3 separate regions of the Homo sapiens genome follow, and all the other regions are linked to region 3. The links are chromatin loops, found by intact Hi-C in ENCODE. Cell type or tissue: HCT116. All regions are shown on one strand. Links, peaks and the distances in the headings refer to the core of each region. The heading gives the core; the rest is flanking DNA. Region 1 has its middle 29 kb from the start of F2RL1. Region 2 overlaps IQGAP2 (IQ motif containing GTPase activating protein 2). Region 3 overlaps F2RL1 (F2R like trypsin receptor 1).

Region 1 (8,347 bases), core at 91-8,090, 46 kb before region 3:
GTTTTGTCATGTTGACTAGGTTGGTCTCGAACTCCTGACCTCAGGTGATCCACCTGCCTCAGCCTCCCAAAGTGCTGGGATTACAGGCATGAGCCATCGCACCTGGCCTGAGAAACTTGTTAAAAACACAGATTTCTTGGGGCAAAGATTCAGCAGGTGACCGGTGGATCCGAAGAATCTTCATTTTAACCAGCTTCCCTTGCCTTTCCATCTGCCATAAAAGTCTGGATTTTAGCCGGGTGTGGTGGCTCACGCCTATAATCCCAGCACTTTGGGAGGCCGAAGCAGGCGGATCACCTGAGGTCAGGAGTTCGAGACCAGCCTGGCCAACGTGGTGAAACTCCGTCTCTACTAAAAATACAAAAATTAGCCGGGCATGGTGGCGGGTGCCTGTAATCCCAGCTACTCGGGAGGCTGAGGCAGGAGAATCGCTTGAACCTAGGAGGCGGAGGTTGCAGTGAGCCAAGATCGCGCCATTGCACTCCAGCCTGGGCAACAAGAGCGAAACTTCATCTCAAAAAAAAAAAAAAAAAAAAAAAAAAAAGGCCGGGTGCAGTGGCTCACGCCTGTAATCCCAGCACTTTGGGAGGCCGAGGCGGTTGGATCACGAGGTCAGGAGATCGAGACAATCCTGGCTAACACGATGAAACCCCGTCTCTACTAAAAATACAAAAAATTAGCCGGGCGTGGTGGTTGGTGCCTGTAGTCCCAGCTACTTGGGAGGCTGAGGCAGGAGAATGGCATGAACCCAGGAGGCAGAGCTTGCAGTGAGCCAAGATCGCACCACTGCACTCTAGCCTGGGCAACAGAGTGAGACTCCGTCTCAAAAGAAAAAAAAAAAGTCTGGATTTTATCTGTGCATTTTATGTGTCAACTTGACTGGACCACGGGATGCTCAGATATTTGGTTAAACATTATTCTGAGTGTAACGCTGAGGGTGTTTCTGGATGAAATGAACATTTCTATAGGTTGACTGAGTTAAGCAAATTGCCCTCCCCCATGTCTGTGGGCCTCATTCAATCGTTGAAGGCCTGAATACAACAAAAAGGCTGAATATAACAACATTTGTTCTCTCTGGCTGACTGTTTTTGCGCTGGGAACATTAGGCTTCTGCCTTTGGGCTTGGACTTGGACTGGAATTTACATCATTTGTTCCCCTGGGTCTCCAGCTTGGCAACTGCAGATCTTGGGATTTCTCAACCTCCATAACTACATGAGCCAATTCATTTGTATATGTGTATATATTGGCTCAGGACAGCACACCTGACAACTCTGGTTCCCAGCTGCAGGGGGAGGCTACCCAAGTATCTGGCAGATCTCCAACTATGCATGCACAGGGTAGACTCCAAGCAGTTCAGATAAGGCTAAAATAACAGAGGCTTCAGCTGTTCACTCACCACGGGGGAGGCAAAATTCAGAATTTGAGTTCAGCCAAGTTAACTGCCTACTAAACTAAAAATTTGGGATAAGCCAGGTGCAGTGGCTCACACCTGTAATCTCAGCACTTTGGGAGGTCGAGACAGGCAGATGACTTGAGCCGAGGAGTTCAAGACCAGCCTAGGCAACATGACAAAACCTCATCTCTACAAAAAAAATAAGAATTAGCGGGGCATAGTGGTGTGTGCCTATAGTCTCAGCTACTTGGGAGGCTGAGGTGGGAGGATCACTTGAGCCCAAGAGGCAGAGATTTCAGTGAGCCGAGATCATGCCCCTGCACTCCAGCCTGGGCAACAGAGTGAGTCCCTGCCTCCAAATAATAATAATAGGTCTGGCCCAGTAGCTCACGCCTGTAATCACAGCACTTTGGGATGCCTTAGAGGGCAGATCACCTGAGGTCGGGAGTTCAAGACCAGCCTGACCAACATGGAGAAATCCCATCTCTACCAAAAATACAAAATTAGCCAAACTTGGTGGCACATGCCTGTAATCCCAGCTACTCGGGAGGCTGAGGCAGAAGAATCATTTGAACCTGGGAGGCGGAGGTTGCAGTGAGCCAAGATCGCACCATTGTACTCCAGCCTGGGCAACAAGAGCGAAACTCCATCTCAAAATAAATAAATACGTAAAATAATAATAATAATAAATAATTTGGAATGTCCTGGCTGGGTACTCAGCAGGTCACTGAATATGCAGATATGTGGGAGAACAAGGGTAGGGGAGTGAGCAGGAACCTGGGGAGACCAAAAAGCAGAGAAAGAACTCGGACAGGTCTTGCCACTGCAACAGTCAGAGTAGGAGGCAAGTGCCACTGCCACAGCCGCCAGACACGGGCCCTTGCTGCTCCTGGACTCTTGACCCTGCCACCCTGGAAACAATCTGTCATTCTCCTGACATGCAGGTACTAATGCCCTCAAAAGTCAAAAATCCTGGGTAGGAATGTCTGATTGGTGTAGCCGGTATCATATGCCAGTGCCCCAACTACCAAGGAGAAGGGGAAAAGAATGTCTGTGCGTCCTTCGGCTGCCAGAGTAGGGTACCTCCTGCAAGCTCATATTTCCCCAGGAAGCAGGAAGCAGGAAGCAGGAGCCCATGCCAGGAGGGCCACTCTATTGCCAAAAGGAAATCACAGCCAAAAAAAAAACAAAACACTCTTTTTTTTTTTTTTTTTGAGAAGGAGTCTCTCTCTGTCACCCAGGCTGGAGTGCAGGGGTGCGATCTCGGCCACTCTTTTTTTTTTTTTTTTGAGAAGGAGTCTCTCTCTGTCACCCAGGCTGGAGTGCAGTGGTGCAATCTCGGCTCACTGCAAGCTCTGCCTCAGGGGTTCGTGCCATTCTCCTGCCTCAGCCTCCCGAGTAGCTGGGACTACAGGCGCCCGCCACCACACCCGGCTAAGTTTTTTTGTATTTTTAGTAGAGATGGTGTTTCACTGTGTTAGCCAGGATGGTCTCGATCTCCTGACCTCATGATCCACCCGCCTCGGCCTCCCAAAGTGCTGGGATTACAGGCATGAGCCACAGCGCTTGGCCTTTTTTTAGACAGAGTCTAGTTCTGTCACCCAGGCTGGTGTGTGTCATGTGCATCCATGTGAAGAGACCACCAAACAGGCTTTGTGTGAGCAATAAAGCTTTTTAATCACCTGGGTGCAGGTGGGCTGAGTCCGAAAAGAGAGTCAGCAAAGGGAGTTAGCAGTGGGGCAGTTTTATAGGATTTGAGTAGGTAGTGGAAAATTACAGTCAAAGGGGGTTGTTCTCTTGCTGGCAGGGGCGGGGGTCACAAGGTGCTCGGTGGGGAGCTCTGGAGACTTATTGTCCAGGAAAAGGAATGTCACAAGGTAATGTCATCAGTCAAGGCGGGAACCGGCCATTTTCACTTCTTTTGTGATTCTTCAGTTGCTTCAGGCCATCTGGATGTATACTTGCAGGCTTGGGCTCAGAAGCCTGACAGTGTGCAGTGGCACAATCTCAGCTCACTGCAACCTCCGCCTCCTGGGTTCAAGCAATTCTCCTGCCTCAGCTTCCCGAGTAGCTGGGACTACAGGCGCACGCCGTCACATCTGGCTATTTTTTTGTCTTTTAGTAGAGATGAGGTTTCACTGGGTTGCCCAGGTTGGTCTCGGACACCTGAGCTCAGGAAATCCACCCTCCTGGGCCTCCCAAAGCGCTAGGATTACAAAAAAATCCTCTTTGACTATCCTCTATTTCCTTTCTTTTGCTCTTTCTTCCCTTATCTTCCTCACCAACTTTTTAATCTACATACAAAATATTCTGTGCATTGTGGAGAGCAGGGAATTGAAAGTGTGGTTGGCTGAATAATGGTCATCCAGAGATAGCAGTCCCTAATCCCTAGCACTTGTAAATGTTGCTGTATAAGGAAAAACGGGCTTTGTGTATGTGACTAATTTAAGGATCTTGCCATGGGGAGATTATCCTGGATTATCTGGGTGGACCATCACAAGTGTCCTTGCACAAGCCAGGCAAAGGGAGATTAGACGCACAGCAAGAGAGGAGGCAACGTGGCCACCAAGGCAGAAATTAGAATAATACGGCCACATGTCAAGGAGAGCCAGCAGCCACCAGGAGCCGGAAGGGACAAGAAGCAGATTCTCCCTAGAGCCTTCCAAAGGCCCACAGCCCTGCTGACAGCTCGCTTCCACCAGTGATACAGATTTCAGACTTCTGGCTTCCAGAACAGTGAGAGAATATATTTCTGTTGTTTTAAACTATCTAGTTTATGGTAATTTGTTACTGCAGTCACAGGAAACAAATACGCAATATGAAGAAGATGTGAAAATATTATACCTTTAAAACAAGGCAGAAAGAAGGAAGCAAGGATGCTGAGCTCATGAGTGCAATGTTAGTCACCTAGCACACAAAGGAGTGAAAGCCAGATAAAATAATCCAGAAAACCATGTGTCTTTCGAAAATAAATCTAGGATTAGAATAGGACAGACTGAGTAACACAGGGAAAAGTAATAACTCTGTTGATCCATCTAAACCAGATATATAATCTCCTGACAAATAGAGCAGGAGGTATGAATAGGAGGACATTTTAGTTGTTTAACTGGTGAAATGTTAGGGGGTGGAAGGGGGAAAGAGTGGCACAGGCTAAATCGGCTAGATGACTCAGAAAATGAATTTGTTTTCAGATAATTGCTTCCTAACGTAGCAATGATGCAGCTCTTAGTCATTCCAATAGCAAACAGCCATTCTGATAGCAATTCCACAGAGACAGCAAACCAGCTAGAACAAAAGACTGCTCCACCCACAACAAGGACTCTGGTGGGAAAAAGTTCCTAGTGAATGAATCCAACATAATTGACTCTGAGCTGCTCTTGTGTCAAAGACAGGCTATGAGAAACTGGCATGGATGGGAACAGCTTCAGACATTGGCTTCCTGTTGTGTCTTCTTGCTGCTGTGAAATGAGGCTCTAAGATAAACAGAGCAGAGGCACATCTGGAGAGGAAGGTTACCAGAAGGGTGATGTCACTAGCAGCAAATCAGAACCCCATCTTTCAGCCTAGCAGGGATTTGAAGGATTTGTATCATAGTATGCAAGGGGCTTCCAGCACTGCATGGCCTCTATCTTTAATCAAAGTCAGAAGCCTACAGGCAGGAGTGGGCTGAGCTTCTCATGTGTGCTCACATCGTGCTGGTGAGCCACTGAAGGCCTGATAGGAGGAGAGTAAGACTCAAAAACTCTGCTTAAAATCCAGATGTGTAAATGAGACGTACTCTATTAAAGAGGACAAGAATCAAACATAGGAAAACTATTATACCACTAAGATGACACAAGGCCCAAGCTGAAGTGCTTAGAAGTTTGTGGATATGAATTAACATATTTTTTTTCTTGAGTTAGCATGTGATTCCTACTCTTTGAGAAAGGTGGCTTTAGCCATGAGCTTGTACTGTTGGTGGGACTTGCTGTTTAATCAGTCAACAAATCACCAATGGGCACAGCTGTGTGCTAAACGCCAACAGGAATATAAAAGCACAGCATCCCTGATCTTAAAGGGTTTTTGCAGTTCTGCTGGGAAAATTAAACAAGCAGGAAACATCAGCATTCCAATGCAGTAAAAGCATATTGTGTACTCTTGCCTGTTGCTGCTACAGGAGTTTATTAATTCATCCACTCAACTAATAGTTATTGAATGTCTGCTTGGTGCCAAGCATGCTTCTGGGATACAGCAGTGAACAAACCAACACCAAATCTCTGCCTCATAGAGCTTACATAGGGTTGGGGAAGGTCAGACGCATTGGAGATATCTACTAGACACCAAGGTGGAGATCAGATTGATGAGGGTGGAGCTCAGGGAAGAGATCTGGACCAGAATTCAGAACTCAGAAGATGTAAACACCAGAGTGGGCTGGAGATGCTTCAGGGAGCAGGGAAGACTTGAATGGGGCCCGTTTCACAACAGCAACAAAAGCCTCTTTCACCAGTTCTCTAGGCCAAGGCCCAAGCCCTCCTGGTTTATCTACTGCCTCTTTTCCCCACTTCTCCTTATCAGTTTCCTCTTTCCGGCCCATTTTCTTCATTCCCATCTGTCTTCTTCCCTTCCCCGTCTGCTTCCTTCATCTCTTCCTTGGATGGTTCCCTTCCTGCTTCCTTGATTCTATTCTCACCCCACTATGTTCCATAATGAATAAGAAAAATCAATTAAGCAAAAAATTATTCTGACCAAAGATGATAGGAAAGGAAAGAATTCTTAGAGGATCACCCCTTGAGAGAGAATTCAGTCTGTGTTAATTCTTTCAATCTGAGTAAAGTCTTCCAGGCTCCTGAGCTTGCCTTTCTGTGTGATATTGTTACAGGAAAGGGGTCCCGATCCAGACCCCAAGAGGGGGTTCTTGGAGTTTGCGCAAGAAAGAATTCAGATTGAGTCCATAGAGTAAAGTGAAAGCAAGTTTATTAGGAAAGTAAAGGAAAAAAGAATGGCTACTCCATAGACAGAGCAGCCCCGAGGGCTGCTGGTTGCCAATTTTTATGTTTTTTTTCTTCTTATCTTTTTTTTTTTTTTTTTTTTTAAGATGGAGTTTCACTCTTGTTGCCCAGGCTAGAGTGCAATGGCCCGGTCTCGGCTCACTGCAACCTCCGCGTCCCGAGTTCAAGCATTTCTCCTGCCTCAGCCTCCCAAGTAGCTGGGATTACAAGCGCCCATCACCATGCCCAGCTAATATTTGTATTTTTTTTAGTAGAGATGGGGTTTCACTATGTTGGCCAGGCTGGTCTTGAACTCCCGACCTCAGGTGATCTGCCTGTCTCGACCTCCCAAAGTGCTGAGATTACAGGTGTGAGCCACTGTAACTGGACTGGTTATTTCTTGATGATATGCTAAACAAGGGGTGGATTATTCATGCCTCTCCTTTTTAGACCATGTAGGGTAACTTCCTGATGTTGGCATGGCATTTGTAAGCTGTCACAGCACTGGTGGGAGCATAGCAGTGAGGATGACCAGAGGTCACTCTCGTGGCCATCTTGATTTTTGGTGGGTTTTGGCTTCTTTTTTTTTTTTTTTTTTTTTTTTTTGAGATGTTGTTTCACTCTTGTTGCCCAGGCTGGAGTGCAATGGTGTGATCCCGGCTCACTACAACCTCCGCCTCCCAGGTTCAAGCGATTCTCCTGCCTCAGCCTCCCGAGTAGCTGGGAATACAGGCATGTGCCACCACGCCCGGCTAATTTTGTATTTTTAGTAGAGACAGAGTTTCTCCATGTTGGCCAGGCTGCTCTCGAACTCCCAGCCTCAGGTAATCTGCTCTCCTTGGCCTCCCAAAGTGCTGGGATTACAGGCATGAGCCACCGCGCCTGGCTGGTTTCGGCTTCTTTACTGCAACCTGTTTTATCAGCAAGGTCTTTATGACCTGTATCTTGTGCCGACCTCATATCTCATCCTGTGACTTAGAATGCCTTAACCATCTGGGAATGCAGCCCAGTTTTCAGCCTCATTTTACCCAGCCCCTATTCAAGATGGAGTTGCTCTGGTTTAACTGCCTCTGACAATATTATCAGATCCTAAAACACAATCTTAGAAATAGCTGCTCTTTCAAAACACTAGACATATATTCAAAGCCATAGAAATGTGAATGCTGACTTCATTGTTAACTGTGCAGAGAGAGGGAAATGAGAGAAAATACATGTAAATTAGCATACTTGTGTTTTCAAAGTTGTTTTTATTTTTTATTTTTTTTGAGACGGAGTCTCACTCTGTCACCCAGGCTGGAGTGCAGTGGCACGATCTTGGCTCACTGCAACCTCCGCCTCCGGGATTCAAGCGATTCTCCTCTCTCAGCCTCCCAAGTAGCTGGGACTACAGGTGCTTGCCACCATGCCCAGCTAATTTTTTGTATTTTTAATAGAGATGGGTTTTCACCATGTTAGCCAGGATGGTCTTGATCTCCTGACCTTGTGATCTGCCTGCCTCGGCCTCCCAAAGTGCTGGGATTACAAGTGTGAGCCACCATTCAAAGTTGTTTTAACAATCTTATAAATTCCTTTTTTTTTTTTTTTTTTTGAGACAGAGTCTCACTCTGTTGGCCAGGCTGGAGTGCAGTGGTACAACCACGACTCACTGCAGCCTCAACTTCCTGGGTTCAAGTGATCCTCCCACCTCAGCCTGCCAAGTAGCTGGGATTAATTTTTTCTATTTTTTGTAGAGATGGGGGTCTCACTATGTTGATTGGGCTGGTCCCAAACTCCTGGGCTCAAGCAATCCTCCTACCTTGGCCTCCCAAAGTGCTGGGATTATAGGCATGAGCAATGGCACCCAGCCTTACATTCTTTTTGTAAGTTCAGGTGAGTTTGATCTTGTATCATAATAGTGAAGGCCCTCCTTTTTTATGTATCTTTCTTCTTTTTTATTTATCTTTATCCCTCCCTCCCTGTCTCCCTCCCTTCCTTGCTTCCTTCCTT
Region 2 (8,347 bases), core at 263-8,262, 240 kb before region 3:
GCAGCAATATGTCCGAGTGCTTGCTGTAGGCTTACCGCAGTGCTTATGTGTTAGGAAGATATAACAGTAGGGCAAGGCTTGCTTCTGGTCTTCTTGTCACTTGAAGTCTCCTTGGGGAGACAGTACTAATGCACAAGGAGCACAGGGAACATGCCTGCTGGAACTACATGGCCCAGCTTTAAATAACTATGGTGTTCACATGATGAGAAATCCTTAAGGACTGGAGCAATCTGAAGGCTTCAGGGAAGAAATGAGACCAGAGCTGGTCCTATAAGGAAGGATTTTGGAAGGAAGTCATGCTACTCAGGAATGATCTCATACCCTAAGCTCCATCAATGCTAAGGTTCTTGTAGGCACTAATTCCAAAGATTGGATTAGTTTGAATTACTGAGATAACATTTTCAAAGCCTTACCTACCCTCTGCCTGCAGCTTTTCAGAGTTCATGAAAAGTAACTGCTTAGGTTCAAATCCTTGGGAAGAAGGGCTGGTTGGGTGAGACTGCAGTGGAAAGAGCAACCATTCTGACAAAACATGAACCCCCATCCTCAGGGCAGGCTGCAGTGGACCATATCAATGCTGTCATTCCGGAAGGTGACCCCGAGAATACGCTGCTTGCACTGAAGAAACCAGAGGCCCAGCTGCCTGCTGTTTATCCCTTTGCTGCTGCCATGTATCAGAACGAACTTTTCAACCTCCAGAAACAGAACACCATGGTAAGTCAGAGGAGACCCCAGCTGTGGGGACGGTAACCCTGCGTGCCATGGCGCACTAGGGAAGCCTAGTTAGGAAAGGGGAATAGGGATCGGGGATCTCTAATTTGTACCAGTCCTGGTCTCACTGGCCCACCTGTACCAATTCCAAGGCCTTCTTCCTTGTTAATTCTTGCTTTTAGTCTACATAAAGAATCTAAGAGCATAGTTAGGAAATTCCAGCAGTGGTCTATACATATACCTGTGAAAATAGGTTGTTCTTATTTTCTGTGTGATATTTGAAGACACCTTGGATAAATTTTAGCTATACCGATGTGGTATTTTTTTTACAATATATAATGTTTTTATGTAGAAAATAAGCTCAATCTGCAATTTTAGAAACTGCAAATAAGACCATTAGCACCATGGCTTTGATTTTTGTGAACTTGTGCACCTTAATATGACAACAGCATTCAACAATAATTTCATACAAGGTTACAGTAATTAAGAACATGTTTACTAACACTCTTGTAAGCCAAACAATGAAACAAAATGAAAACTACTGAAAGCAGAACCAAGAATTCAGCATATAACAAGGCTCGTATTTCAAGAAGGTGGGGAAACAACTATTTAATAAATGATATCCTTGCAAGTGTTTAAGCTTTGTTAAGAAAACATTAACTCACTACACATATATCAAAATAAATTTTCAACATAAAATGTTAAATATAAAAAATAATTTAACAAATTAAAGTTCTAAGGAAAAACACAGGACAGTCATTGGATCTTTAAAGTCACAATCAGCACTTATCCACACACAATAAAGAGAGGCCAAAAACATGAGCAGGCAATTCATAAAACAAGAACTATACAAATGACAAACAAAAAAAAAGTTTAAACTCAATCAGAAGTAAAAAATATATAAATTAAAACACAGTACACTTATGATTTAAAATTAGATTGGTAAAGATTAGAAAGATTTAACCCAGCGTAGGGATAGATATGGGGCCCAAACATCTCCTACACAGCTGCTGGGAGTATGAATTATACAGATTTTCTGCAGGGTGGTCTTAGTAATACAGATCAAAAGCCCATGATGCTGACAGTTACGTTCTAGAAAATAAGCCTGAAGGATATGAACCAAATAGCTTTGGCCACAGAGATGTTTCACAGCATTGTTTAGAATACTGAAAACCAGGAAACAAATGTTTAATTAATAACAGATTGCCTATAAATTAATAACATTTATGGTGCTTGTACATGTGAGAAATATGTGCAACCAGTAAAAATGATAATGTAAAGAATGACTGGAAAAGATATCCATACTAATATTAAGTGGGAAAAATAAGATTAAGATATATAGCATTATCTTGTTTTTTGCAAAAAGAAAGTGAAGTCAGTTATAAAGACAAAACCTCTGCAAATGTATATATGAATTTAAAATACATAAAAGGATATACACAAAAGAGCTTGAGTGGTAGCATTTGTTTTCTTATTCTTGCTTACTAAGACTTCTGTATTGGCTGAGTGTGGTAGTTCCTGTCTGTAATCTTAGCACTTTGGGAGGCTGAGACAGGAGGATCACTTGAGGCCAGGAGTTCAAGACCAACCTGGGCAACATAGGCCTCATCTTTACAAAAATAATAATAATAATTAAAAAGACTCCCTATGTTTCCTAAATAGAAATATAGTATTTGTAATAAAAGAAAAATAGCTTATTTTCTTAATTTCATTCAGGTTCTCTCATTAATATTTTCTTCCACTTCTCTGGCTCTGAAGCTCAAGGCTACTTATGCTTGAGGACACTCATTCATCCTCAACTGGCCATAGTTAACCTGTGGCTGTCCAACCTCATTTCTTCTTCCTCTCTCCTTATCCTTTTTGCTGTAAACCAATTTAGGTATCCACGGACAGGTCACTGAAAGAGATAGAGGAGGTGAATTATAAACGATTCCATTCTGCTCTTATAATTTGATACTTTGTATGTTAAACTTGTATTTAATGTAATATATTTAAATAAAATTTACTTACATGCTCTCGATGGTAACCCCTTCTTCCCATTTGCTTTGAAAGATTAAACTATCCCTTTTTATTCTGAAATCAGTTTGCTGCGAGACTTCTGTGGAGATCCAGAAAGATATAATAATGCATTTTAAGATGAACATTATGTTATATATTAAATACCTGTAATATCCTAAATGTAAAATATGTATCAGCTTTTCCTTAGTGGTTCTTTTTCATGCTCCTGCTCCTTATGTCCCTTCAATATGATGAAAAAAATATTCCTTTTGAAGTTGGGCCAAGATAATATAAAATGGTTAAATGGAAGAAGATATTAAAGGGGAAGGGTGTTCTGAAATCTAAGACGTATTTTTTTGGATAAGCTAAATCCAGATTTTAAATCATATAAACCTGGAGATCTGGCCAGGTGTGGTGATTCATGCCTGTAATCCCAGCACTTTGGGAGGCTGAGGCAGAAGAATCGCTTGAACCTGGGAGGCGGAGGCTGCAGTGAGCCTAGATCGTGCCATTGCACCCCAGCCTGGGCAACAAGAGCCAAACTCCATCTCAAAAAATAATAATAATAAAAATAAAGCAAACCAAACCAAACAAAAAAACCTGGAGAGCTTTACTTGCTTTACCAAAAGATCACCTCAGATTTCTTCAAATATCTTGACCTGGTAGTGTATTTTAAAATTTCTATTTTAAAATTTATGAAAATGTCACTTTAACTTTTTTTGAATTAAATCAGTAGTCTTGGTTTGAAGACCTTGCTTTGTGCTTCAGATTATAACTTTTCAGTGAAATTCTCCCAACCTTCCCTTAACCCTTAATTCAAACTGGAAATCGTTAGCTGTGCTAAAATGTTACCTGGCACTCTCAGTCAGTGACAATGTTATCTAGTCCTTGGCTTAATTATATGGCTGGACTGAGCCTTTAAGCAACCAGTATAGCTAGGAGTAGGGATCAGCAATGGGAATGCAGATATTTGTGGAATCGTAACTTTTCATTGTAATCAACCCAGTCCCAAAAAATGATCATCTAATGAAAGCCCAGGAGCCATATACCTGTTCTTAAAGCCAGTGGAAAGCAGGTGGCCACGACTCCTCTTTCTGCTGAGCTATCAAGTTCTTTGACTTTTTGTTGTTTGTTGAAATGTGCATTGTAAACCTCCATCATGCACATGAGGTGTGTTGTGTGGGGAGCTTATGTTGCCATATGTTTTCCAACAGAACTACTTGGCCCACGAGGAGCTTTTGATTGCTGTGGAAATGTTGTCTGCTGTTGCTTTACTAAACCAGGCCTTGGAAAGCAACGATCTTGTGTCTGTGCAGAATCAACTCAGAAGCCCCGCAATAGGCTTAAACAATCTGGACAAGGCATATGTGGAACGGTAAGGAACATTTTCCAAACCTTCTTTCAATGCAGAAATGCATGTTTGGCAGATCTTAAAAGTGAGGAATTTGCCTGTTGGTGGAGAAATCCATATACCATGCTCATGTTTCTTGAAAACTAGTCTGTTTTAAGAGTCCTTCTAATTAGTATCCTTGTTTACAGTATTCCTTCTGGGGAACAAGAAGAATCAGAAAGTGATCATCCTGTGGCAATTAATAAATGACTTTGTCGTTGGCAAAGATTATTTGATAGGCTGAAAATAAAGGAACTATTGGAAACATACCTTTCCTTGGGCGTCTTTTGGAAACCGCAGAATGTAGAAGAGTTGGAAGCAACTTTAATAATCATCCAGTCCAATTCTTTTATGTCACTGATGCAGAAACAGAATCCGGGTTATGGACCTAAAATTGGGCAGTTGGGCCCCAAACTCCACTCTTCTGATTATTAAGCCAAAGAAATCCTGAGACCACAGTGGGTCATGGCAGTGGGTAACAACATCCATTTATCTTTCATTTCATGTTTCTGAAGTGTGCTACCAGATAGTACAACTGATAGCATTGTTATAAAACACTATAGCGGATCTTGAGAGAAAATCAAATGGCCAGAATTGGGAGCCAGATGAGAGAGTCGCTGAGATAAAAGCCCCAGTTAAAATGAGTGAATCTTGGATTCTTGTAACCACCAGGGGGAGATGTCTGCACAGATCTTGACAAAAGCTCTTTTCAGCTACTGATTTTGGAACGGCTCTAATAGGCAGGTTGGCTAATTCTCTTGGGTCATGTACAGTTGCCAAGGAAAAACCAGAGATTTCTTAGGTTAAACAAATGGTATTTGACCACTTGTCTATGTAGTGAATGGCCAAAAGGTAATGGAAGGATGGTGGGTTTTCCTTGTTTTTAGTCTTTTTGGAGAAACTAATTCTCTTGTTCTACTTAAATTTGGCCATCTGGTTCATATGACTCCTTAGAGTGTGTTTCCAAGGTAATTTATATCTACCACCACTGTTTCTGTTACTTGTTAATGGCACCATTCTCTCCTGTAAGCTTAGAAACCTGAAGCCCAATTTGAGTTTCCCTCTGCCCTCAGCCGGGCACCCTCGTGCTCTAAAGAGCCTGCTGTCAGTAGCCAGTCTATGTGCCTTATACCTCTGCAAGATGTTTCCATTTCCCTGCAACCACCCTCACTTAGACTTCTCACTTTTGCTTCTGTAGTAACCCCTAAATTGGTCATCCTACTTCTTTTCTCTCCCCATTCATTAATCATTCCTACCTAACCAGGCTTTGCCATACTTTCTCAGTGCTAGAGTAGAAGACAGACCCGGTCAATCCCTTATGAAGCTTACAGGCTAATGGGGCATCTTGGTGAGATAACTGTCAAGACTATTCCACATATTTAGCATCCCTGGCAACTGTCCTCCACATGACATTAGCCCCTGACTCACCCATTCTGATTATCAAAAATGCCTGCTTCTTCATTTACAAATACCCTTAAAGAAGTGGTCCCATTCTATTTGAAAACCATATTCATACCTGTAGTTTCCAGCTGGGACCTACAGATGGAGCCTCACAGTTCGAGTGTTCTGTGTGAAGAACTTTTAAAATGTTTTGATTTTTTTTTTTTAATTTAAATACATTCTGGATCTGGAAGACCCAGTACTGACATGGGATTTAAGGGCCCACTTGGGTTCTTGTATTGACACTTGTATTGGCCCCAAATGATCTTCTACAGCCTTGGCATTTTACTTCCAAAGTCAGCATCTTAACTTGGGATCTTGGAATCCCAGTTTTGCAGATTATCAAGTTTGAGAAACACGGCTCTGTCCAGGGCCTCTCCCCATAGAGTGCAGGTTCTTCATAGCACAAGTGTGCTGTGCATGGCCACCTTGACAAATTCATGCAAAGTCTCTCCCTGTTCACCGTGGCTTCTACTCTTGGGGCTGTGTTTGCCCAGAGAGATTCTTTTGTCTAATTCTCACAAAAGTATTGTATGGGTTAACATTAGCCTTGGGCATACACTGTTCCCAGATTAACTGTTCTAAAATGTAACCCTATTCATAATTCTGTTTGATTGTTCCTTGTTCACATCCGAATTAAGAACAGACTTCTCATTCTAAGCATGTTGCTCTGACCTTACCTCCAGCTCCATCCCTACTCGTATTTTGTGCTTTAGCCAAGTCCAAGTGTACTTTCTGGTCTCTGTGTTCCTATGCGTGGTCCTCTCACCATCAGGAACTTGGTGCCTTTACCCAGCTCAGCTAAACACAGTATTGGAGCTTCTGAGCCCTGCCTACCATACATTATGTTCTGTGAGGTATATCCGTGCTTCTCCCCACCCTAGCATCTGATGTTATCTCTCCTGGGAGGTAGCATGATGTGGTTAAAGGAGCATATGCCTTGGAACCAAAAATATCTGAGATTGACCCTCCCTAACTAAGCCTTTTTCCTTCATCTATAAAGCACAAAAACAAAAGAAACAAAAGCCCCACTCTGCATTTGCAGAACTGTTTTGAGGATTTAGTGTTTGGTTCAGTGCCTGTCCCAGGGAGGGTGCTCCACCAATAAGGGTTTCCTTCCACTTCTTGCTTTGAACCCCATTATATCTACTCTTATGGACTCTTTAATGGTCCTTCCTGTGCTCTGCTTTTATACCTTTTTGGAATTTTTGTCGTCTTACCCACTGGTCTGAAAGCATAAAGGCTGCACCTTTTTCCTCCTAATATTCCTGTAGTGCCTGCCATGTTTTACATGTAGTAAGTGCTCACAAACATCTGCTGAACTAAATTGGATTACTGATCTTCTCAGAGCTTCCCAGGGCTCTTAGATTAGTAGACTCCTTACTAGTCTGTCCATAGATGAGGTGAAGAGAACTGAGAGGAGTGAGAGGAGAGGACATTGACCTGTTTGGGGAAACTACGGAATATTTCCCAAAGTTGGTAACTTCAGTACTGGAGAGAAATACTCAATTGGAAAAGCCTGTGGAGTTCTCTTGTGTTACTTTAAAAAAAATTTTTTTTTATTATTATACTTTAAGTTCTGGGATACATGTGCAGAACATGCAGGTTTGTTACATAGGTATACAAGTGCCATGGTGGTTTGCTGCACCCATCAACCCACCATCTAGATTAGGTATTTCTCCTAATGCTATTCCTCCCCTAGTTCCCCACCCCCTGACATGCCTCGGTGTATGTTGTTGTTCCCCTCCCTGTGACCACATGTTCTCATTGTTCAACTCCTACTTATGAGTGGGAACATGTGTTGTTTGGTTTCTGTTCCTGTTAGTTTGCTGAGAATGATGGTTTCCAGCTTCATCCATGTCCCTGCAAAGGACATGAACTCATCCTTTTTTTTTATGGCTGCATAGTATTCCATGGTGTATATGTGCCACATTTTCTTTATCCAGTCTATCATTGATGGACATTTGGGTTGGTTCCAAGTCTTTGCTATTGTGAACAGTGCCGCATAAACATACAGGTACATGTGCCTTTATAGTAGAATGATTTATAATCATATAATGGGATTACTGGGTCAAATGGTGTTACTTTTAAAATCTTTTCCTTTATAGCTTGTTTTTGTTCATTTCTAAAGAAATGATGGGTAGTTGTATTTCTTTCTGTGTTTATTTTTTACTTTCTCATTTCACTCCTGTTGGGTCAGCATTTAGACGTTAAGTGTATGGGATGCCCATAAGGACTTTGCGCTTTTGGAATGGTCTCCATCTGTGAGGGACACTAACCAGTGCAAGTTACCGATAATCCAAATCGTTATTGTGGTCAGTATTATTTATTATACATTACTAGTGTATTTCACATCTGCACTTGGCGAGGCCTCATTCAGCTACAGAAAATAAATTGTTACCACCATTTCCTATTTTTGAATGTTTTTCTCTCAAGCTACTCTCTATGGAAGACACCGCATGTCACCTTGAAGCATGCAGAATTTTGAAAAAGTTTGTCACAACCAAGAAAACAGTTTTAGACTTCATATAATGTTTCTTCTTTTAACCTCTGCCATTACTAGATCCCTAGAGACTATTCAGAATTCAAACTGCAGAGTGACTCATTATGTACACAGAAGATTGTTCTTCATTGCCCTGGTGCAAAGACATAAAAGCACACTAAACTATCTAGTTTTATTAATTTTCGCTGGAATAGTTCATGTTAGCCTATGGTTGTAACATTGGTTCTGTGAAAATTGGAAAGTGGGAAAATTGATAATTGAGAAGTAAAAGTTTCTTAATATATCAGTATGAGTAAGTTTTTCCC
Region 3 (8,347 bases), core at 138-8,137:
TACTTTCATTTGAACAAACCAGTGTTACTGCTGAAACATTTATTTCTGTAATGACCCTTGTCTTCCTTTCTTGTACAGGAACCAGTAGATCCTCTAAAGGAAGAAGCCTTATTGGTAAGGTTGATGGCACATCCCACGTCACTGGAAAAGGAGTTACAGTTGAAACAGTCTTTTCTGTGGATGAGTTTTCTGCATCTGTCCTCACTGGAAAACTGACCACTGTCTTCCTTCCAATTGTCTACACAATTGTGTTTGTGGTGGGTTTGCCAAGTAACGGCATGGCCCTGTGGGTCTTTCTTTTCCGAACTAAGAAGAAGCACCCTGCTGTGATTTACATGGCCAATCTGGCCTTGGCTGACCTCCTCTCTGTCATCTGGTTCCCCTTGAAGATTGCCTATCACATACATGGCAACAACTGGATTTATGGGGAAGCTCTTTGTAATGTGCTTATTGGCTTTTTCTATGGCAACATGTACTGTTCCATTCTCTTCATGACCTGCCTCAGTGTGCAGAGGTATTGGGTCATCGTGAACCCCATGGGGCACTCCAGGAAGAAGGCAAACATTGCCATTGGCATCTCCCTGGCAATATGGCTGCTGATTCTGCTGGTCACCATTCCTTTGTATGTCGTGAAGCAGACCATCTTCATTCCTGCCCTGAACATCACGACCTGTCATGATGTTTTGCCTGAGCAGCTCTTGGTGGGAGACATGTTCAATTACTTCCTCTCTCTGGCCATTGGGGTCTTTCTGTTCCCAGCCTTCCTCACAGCCTCTGCCTATGTGCTGATGATCAGAATGCTGCGATCTTCTGCCATGGATGAAAACTCAGAGAAGAAAAGGAAGAGGGCCATCAAACTCATTGTCACTGTCCTGGCCATGTACCTGATCTGCTTCACTCCTAGTAACCTTCTGCTTGTGGTGCATTATTTTCTGATTAAGAGCCAGGGCCAGAGCCATGTCTATGCCCTGTACATTGTAGCCCTCTGCCTCTCTACCCTTAACAGCTGCATCGACCCCTTTGTCTATTACTTTGTTTCACATGATTTCAGGGATCATGCAAAGAACGCTCTCCTTTGCCGAAGTGTCCGCACTGTAAAGCAGATGCAAGTATCCCTCACCTCAAAGAAACACTCCAGGAAATCCAGCTCTTACTCTTCAAGTTCAACCACTGTTAAGACCTCCTATTGAGTTTTCCAGGTCCTCAGATGGGAATTGCACAGTAGGATGTGGAACCTGTTTAATGTTATGAGGACGTGTCTGTTATTTCCTAATCAAAAAGGTCTCACCACATACCATGTGGATGCAGCACCTCTCAGGATTGCTAGGAGCTCCCCTGTTTGCATGAGAAAAGTAGTCCCCCAAATTAACATCAGTGTCTGTTTCAGAATCTCTCTACTCAGATGACCCCAGAAACTGAACCAACAGAAGCAGACTTTTCAGAAGATGGTGAAGACAGAAACCCAGTAACTTGCAAAAAGTAGACTTGGTGTGAAGACTCACTTCTCAGCTGAAATTATATATATACACATATATATATTTTACATCTGGGATCATGATAGACTTGTTAGGGCTTCAAGGCCCTCAGAGATGATCAGTCCAACTGAACGACCTTACAAATGAGGAAACCAAGATAAATGAGCTGCCAGAATCAGGTTTCCAATCAACAGCAGTGAGTTGGGATTGGACAGTAGAATTTCAATGTCCAGTGAGTGAGGTTCTTGTACCACTTCATCAAAATCATGGATCTTGGCTGGGTGCGGTGCCTCATGCCTGTAATCCTAGCACTTTGGGAGGCTGAGGCAGGCAATCACTTGAGGTCAGGAGTTCGAGACCAGCCTGGCCATCATGGCGAAACCTCATCTCTACTAAAAATACAAAAGTTAACCAGGTGTGTGGTGCACGTTTGTAATCCCAGTTACTCAGGAGGCTGAGGCACAAGAATTGAGTATCACTTTAACTCAGGAGGCAGAGGTTGCAGTGAGCCGAGATTGCACCACTGCACTCCAGCTTGGGTGATAAAATAAAATAAAATAGTCGTGAATCTTGTTCAAAATGCAGATTCCTCAGATTCAATAATGAGAGCTCAGACTGGGAACAGGGCCCAGGAATCTGTGTGGTACAAACCTGCATGGTGTTTATGCACACAGAGATTTGAGAACCATTGTTCTGAATGCTGCTTCCATTTGACAAAGTGCCGTGATAATTTTTGAAAAGAGAAGCAAACAATGGTGTCTCTTTTATGTTCAGCTTATAATGAAATCTGTTTGTTGACTTATTAGGACTTTGAATTATTTCTTTATTAACCCTCTGAGTTTTTGTATGTATTATTATTAAAGAAAAATGCAATCAGGATTTTAAACATGTAAATACAAATTTTGTATAACTTTTGATGACTTCAGTGAAATTTTCAGGTAGTCTGAGTAATAGATTGTTTTGCCACTTAGAATAGCATTTGCCACTTAGTATTTTAAAAAATAATTGTTGGAGTATTTATTGTCAGTTTTGTTCACTTGTTATCTAATACAAAATTATAAAGCCTTCAGAGGGTTTGGACCACATCTCTTTGGAAAATAGTTTGCAACATATTTAAGAGATACTTGATGCCAAAATGACTTTATACAACGATTGTATTTGTGACTTTTAAAAATAATTATTTTATTGTGTAATTGATTTATAAATAACAAAATTTTTTTTACAACTTATTTCTGAGTTGTGCGTTTGTTTTGAGGGAAGGAGTGAGAGAAGGCAGGCAACAGCTTCACCCCTCTAAAAGTGGACACTCACACCAAACTCTGTGACAACGGTTTTTCATTTAAAAATGTTTCAGAGGCCGGGCACAGTGGCACACGTGTGTAATCCCAGCACTTTGGGAGGCCAAGGTGGGTGGATCACCCGAGGTCAGGAGTTCAAGACCAGCCTGGCCAACATGGCAAGAGCCTGTCTCTATTAAAAATACGAAAATTAGCTGGGCGTGGTGGCAGACGCCTGTAATCCCAGCTACTCGGGAGGCTGAGGCAGGAGAATCGCGTGAACCCGGGAGGTGGAGGTTACGGTGAGCCGAGATTGCGCCATTGCACTCCAGCCTGGGCAACAGGAGCGAAACTCCGTCTCAAAAAAAAAAAAAAAGTTTTAGAATTCTTTCTATACCTGCATCTGTAGGTTGACCGCTTTTCAAGGATACAGGCTATTTAACATTTTGGGTATATTGTGATGTATTTAATTAATTCCCTACCAACGGCTCCTTAGGTTGTCATCCCCCCACCCTTCTTTTTTTGACTTTTAAAACAGTGCTGCACCCAGAAGTCCAGAGTCGCTGACAGGTCCTCTGTTATCTAGGTGTTCTCTTCAAGATTCCATTTGGTCATGCAGCCTTGGAGAAATAGGAATGGGATGGAACTTGCCGTGTTTATATTTAATCTCTTACCTTATATGCGTAGTGTTTCTTTTGAGTTGCGCATAAATATTCCATTTTTGTTTTCTACAAAAAAAAAAAAAAGTGCTGTATCAAATATCTGTATACAGACATCTGTGAGCATATTTTTTGAGGATAAGTTTCTAGAAGTAGAATGGCCAGCTCAAAAGTTAGATGCTCATTTTAGGTTTTGATAAGTCTTGCCAAATTGTCTTCAGTAATGTATATTTCTACCAAAATGGTATATTTGCACCTGTTTCCTGAAATGCTCATCCACATTCCATGCTATCAATCTTTGGTTTCCCAATCTTATTGTTGTTTTACTGAAGAAGCAGCACAGCCTGGTGGCTAAGAGTGCAGGTCCTGGGCTGTGCTGAATTCTGACTCCATCACTGCTTACATTAGGGATGTTTTTATTACCTCAAGAAGTAAGAAAAAAAATGCGACTCATTTGTCAAATGGGGATAGTAGTATCTCAGTTTCCTCACTTGTAAAATTAGGATAATAGTATCTTCCTCATAAAGTTATGAGAATAAAATTATTTGGCACGTTTATGTGGTCACAAATATTAAATAATATTATTATTATGCTCTGTGGACAAGACCTGTTTTCTGCTCTGCCCCCTTTCACTTCAGTGTCACTGCTTTCTTTGCCTGTTCTGCTTTGAGTCTGATTGCAGGCCTGTGAAGTTGTCCCCGTTTGTCAGGTGAGAAATGAGAAAATGGTGGGAACAGGATAAAAGGGAGCAGGAACAAATGGCTCACAGAGCCCCGAAGGCCATCTGTAGCTGACCTCCACCTCAGTGGAGAACATTTTTTTGGTGTTTGTCATTTCTTGGTTTTTTTTTTTTTTTTTTTTTTTTCTGGTGGGGGGTGGACAGGGTGTCGGTCTATTACCCAGGCTGGAGTGCAGTGGCTATTTCCACGTGTGATTCCACTACTGATCACTATGGGAGTTTTTCCTGCTGCATTTCCCTCCTGGGCTGGTTCACCCCTTCTTAGGCAACCTGGTGGTCCCCTTCTCCTTGGAGGTTACCATATTAATGCTGAACTTAGTGCAGACAATGATCAGCATAGCCCACTACAGCCTCACACTCCTGGATTCAAGTCATCCTCCTGCTTCAGCCTCCGTATTAGCTCGGGCCTACAGGAACATGCCAACACTCCTGGCTATAGTCTTTTTTTTTCTTTTTGTAACTATGCAAATCTCTTTTTTGTGGCTATACTTTAAGAATAAATGTGTATGAATGTGTGTACATACATATATACTTTAACTTCTAAATCAGTTTATATAAATTGTCCTCATAATTTTTTTAACTCATTCACTGTTTCTCATTAATTTATTTTTATTTTTTTTTTGGTAGAGACAGGGTCTTGCTATGTTACCCAGGCTGGTCTCAAACTGTTGAACTCCAGAGATCCTCCCTCCTCAGCCTCTCAAAATGCTGTGATTACAGGCATGAGTCACTGTGCCCTGCCTGTTTCTCATTATTTTTAATGACCAGGTAGTATTTCATGTATGAATGACCCAACATTTAGTCAGAAGTACCTATTAAAGAACAGATATTTTTCTTGGTTTATTTTCACCAAGCCTTTGAATCTACATTAAAAAGTACAAAAGAACCAGGCGCGGTGGCTCACGCCTGTAATCCCAGCACTTTGGGAGGCCGAGGCGGGCGGATCACGAGGTCAGGAGACTGAGACCATCTTGGCTAACATGGTGAAACCCTGTCTCTACTAAAAATACAAAAAATTAGCTGGGCGTGGTGGCGGGCGCCTGTAGTTCCAGCTACTTGGGAGGCTGAGGCAGGAGAATGGCATGAACCTGGGAAGTGGAGCTTGCAGTGAGCCAAGATCGGGACACTGCACTCCAGCCTGTGCGATAGAGCAAGACTCTGTCTCAAAAAAAAAAAAAAAAACTAAACAAAAAAGTATAAAAGAAATGATTTGAGAAATTAAAATTATTTGCTAAAGCAAAAGCTTATTTTTTTTTTGAGATGGAGTCTCGCTCTGTCATCCAGGCTGGAAGTGCAGTGGTGTGATCTCAGCTCATCGCAACCTCTGCCTTCCAGGTTCAAGTGATTCTCCTGCCTCAGCCTCCTGAGTAGCTGGGATTACAGGCGCCCGCCACCATGCCTGGCTAATTTTTTGTATTTTTAGTAGAGACGGGGTTTCACCAGGTTGGCCAGGCTGGTCTCGATCTCCTAACCTCAGGTGATCCACCCACCTTGGCCTCCCAAAGTACTGGGATTACAGGTGAGAGCCACCGCGCCTGGCCCAGCAAAAGCTTTTCAAATCGTTTTGTTCTGCCTTTGAAAAGTGGCTTAGAAAACCCCCTGGTCTATCTGAATTAGGCTCCTGATTGGAAGCATGAGGAACTCTGGCCCTAGCGGAGTAGTACCTTGGATGTGGTTGTCTTTGCTCTTGTGTTATATGTCATACTGTGGTCTAATTTCTCTAAACTGAGTCCTAAAATGTCTGAAAATGTAAATACTTTGAACTCCACAGGCTTATGTACTAACAGTGAGGCCTCTTAATTTGAAAGTGAACGAAGATTTGCAGTCCTGATGCTCAGGACAAAGGCCAGTGCTAAACTGACTCGGCTGGAGTTGTTTTATGGGCTTTTTCCTAACGTGTCACCTCAGTGGTTTGCAGCAGGAGTTTCAAACCTGTAATTAATTTCCTGGTTATCAAGGTTTCATAAACTTTAGGGCTATAATCTCATCAGTATGCATAGTTTAGTGATTACAACTTTGTTCCTGAAACATTAACCCTTTGGAGGCCCCTGAGAGGACTATAATTTATTGCAGAATCAAAGGTAGTACTTGCTGTCCTCCGGATCTTGATTAAAATGATAAGTTTTTGCTTGGGTGTTTAGATGTCTTCTCAAAAAGAAGTTTCTGATGTGGCCAGTCCTTTCCTGACCCCCAGTTCTGAAGACAAAAACCAAGCCCTTAGTGATCAGGGATCTAGCCCTACATTTTATTCAAGCCTTGGAACTTCACTGAGATGATTGTCCCACTTAAATGTCAACAATTAGAGTGACTCAGACCAACCTTGGAATGCCTCTCTGGAGGGACAGTTTGAAATATTCCGTGATTTGAGTATGAACTGCTCTTGCCTCTACCAGTGGGTCAATCTATGGACTGTTTCCCAGCCTTTGTCTTTATTGGTGAGAAATTAAGCCTGACCAGAGTTACAGACAACCTCCGGTAAAAACCACAGCCCAAGCCTGCGGGCCCATCAAGAACCCAGCAGCAGTGTGAGTGGTTCAATCCTTCATCCTGTGAAAGGAAAATAAATCCTGTGGCCCCAAAATCACTAAGCTAATGGGAAAAGTCAAGCTGGGAACCGCTTAGGGCAAACCTGCCTCTCCTATTCAAAGTTACCCCTCTGCTCACTGAGACAAATGCATATCTGGGCCGGGTGCGGTGGCTCATACCTGTAATCCCAGCATTTTGGCAGGCCGAGGTGGGCGGATCACGAGGTCAAGAGATCGAGACCATCCTGGTCAGGAGTTCGAGACCAGCCTGGCCAACAAGGTGAAACTCCGTCTCTACTAAAAATACAAAAAAAATTAGCCGGGCATGCTGCTGGGTGCCTGTAGTCCCAGCTACTTGGGAGGCTGAGGCAGGAACATCGCTTGAACCCAGGAGGCGGAAGTTGCAGTGAGCTGAGATTGCGCCACTGTACTCCAGCCTGGGTGACAGAGCAAGACTCCATCTCAAAAAAAAAAAAAAAAAAAAAAAAGCATATCTGATTGCCTCCTTTCTAGAGGCTAATCAGAAACTCGAAAGAATGCAACTGTTTGTCTCTCATCTACCTATGACCTGGAAGCCCCCTCCCCGCTTCAAGTTGTCCTGCCTTTCCAGACCGAACCAATGTTCATCTTACATACGTTGATTGATGTCTCATGTGTCTCTAAAATGTGTAAAACCAAACTGCTCTGAGCACTGTGAACCCTAAACATTTGAGACAGTTCTCAGTTAATTTAGAAAGTTTATTTTGCCAAGGTTGACGCATGCCTGTGACACTGCCTCAGGAAATTCTGACGACATGTGCCCAAGGTGATCAGGGCACAGCTTGGTTTTACACATTTTAGGGAGACATGAAACATCAATATATGTAAAATGTACATTGGTTTGGTCTGGAAAGGCGGGATAACTTGAAGCAAAGACCAGAAAAGCAGGGAAGGGACTTCCAGGTCACAGATAGGTGAGAGACAAACTCTCTTGCATTCTTTTGAGTTTCTTCCTTTCCAAAGAAGGCAATCAGATATGCATTTATCTCAGTGAGTGGAGGTTGACTTTGAATAGAACGGGAGGCAGGTTCGCCCTGTGCAGTTTCCAGTTTGACTTTTAACTTTTAGCGCAGTGATTTTGGGGGCCCAAGATATTTTCCTTTCACACCACCTTGGGCACATGTCGTCAGGACCTCCAGAGGCTGTGTCACGGGCATGTGTCCTCAACCTTAGCAAAATAAACTTTCTAAATTAACTGAGACCTGTCTCAAATATTCAGGGTTCACAATTCCACAAACATTCATTGCAACATTACTGCATTATTAAATGCAAATAATTAAATTAGGATTTCCACCTTAACAGCTATCCAGTTGAGGGGTTGATGTTCTCTCAGTGGAATACATCAATATTTAAAAAAAAAACACAAACCCCAGAAACCTAACCCTCCAGTATATGGGCTTCTCAAAAGCCTTTAAAGCATAGCTTATTCCAGAGCTAGATCCTGAGACAGGCAGAAAGTCAAAGTAAATGTGAAGGACAAGAAGTTTCCAGAAGGGCCACTACTATGGCTTACCCCCCTAACCACTGCTTTGTTTACACCATTGCTTGAGCCCAGCAGTTCAAGGCTGCAGTGAGCCACGAAGCCATGATCACACTAGTGAGTAGCTACTACACCCCACCCTGAGGAACATAG

Evidence for each region. Hi-C counts contacts between places; a loop is a spot of excess contacts. Peaks named below come from ENCODE experiments on the same cell type or tissue, not always from the same donor. Only the 100,000 strongest peaks of a DNase experiment are listed, where the experiment ranks them.
Region 1: a loop joins it to region 3, with 2.5 times the contacts of the local background. A loop is called at or near these places in 5 of 110 quality-filtered maps.
Region 2: a loop joins it to region 3, with 5 times the contacts of the local background. A loop is called at or near these places in 2 of 110 quality-filtered maps.

What each region holds. Positions count from the first base shown.
Region 1 is chr5:76,786,180-76,794,526 of GRCh38, forward strand. No RefSeq gene overlaps it. Among named protein-coding and RNA genes, the nearest start is that of F2RL1, 29 kb to the right of the region's middle. In HCT116, for the core only: no CTCF peak of the experiment used is centred there; DNase peaks (open chromatin) are centred at 4,282 and 4,642; H3K4me3 peaks cover 1,328 bases; H3K27ac peaks cover 2,384 bases.
Region 2 is chr5:76,596,889-76,605,235 of GRCh38, forward strand. It overlaps IQGAP2 (IQ motif containing GTPase activating protein 2), which reads left to right. Exons shown (of 36, transcript NM_006633.5): 10 at 551-714; 11 at 3,924-4,084. Among named protein-coding and RNA genes, the nearest start is that of F2RL2, 22 kb to the right of the region's middle. In HCT116, for the core only: CTCF peaks have their summits at 4,768 (motif pointing right) and 5,635; a DNase peak (open chromatin) is centred at 4,783.
Region 3 is chr5:76,832,612-76,840,958 of GRCh38, forward strand. It overlaps F2RL1 (F2R like trypsin receptor 1), which reads left to right. Exons shown (of 2, transcript NM_005242.6): 2 at 79-2,704. The coding sequence ends at 1,190. It also overlaps the pseudogene RN7SL208P. Among named protein-coding and RNA genes, the nearest start is that of S100Z, 13 kb to the right of the region's middle. In HCT116, for the core only: a CTCF peak has its summit at 3,773; DNase peaks (open chromatin) are centred at 4,190, 4,900, 6,040 and 6,450; H3K4me3 peaks cover 2,949 bases; H3K27ac peaks cover 5,432 bases.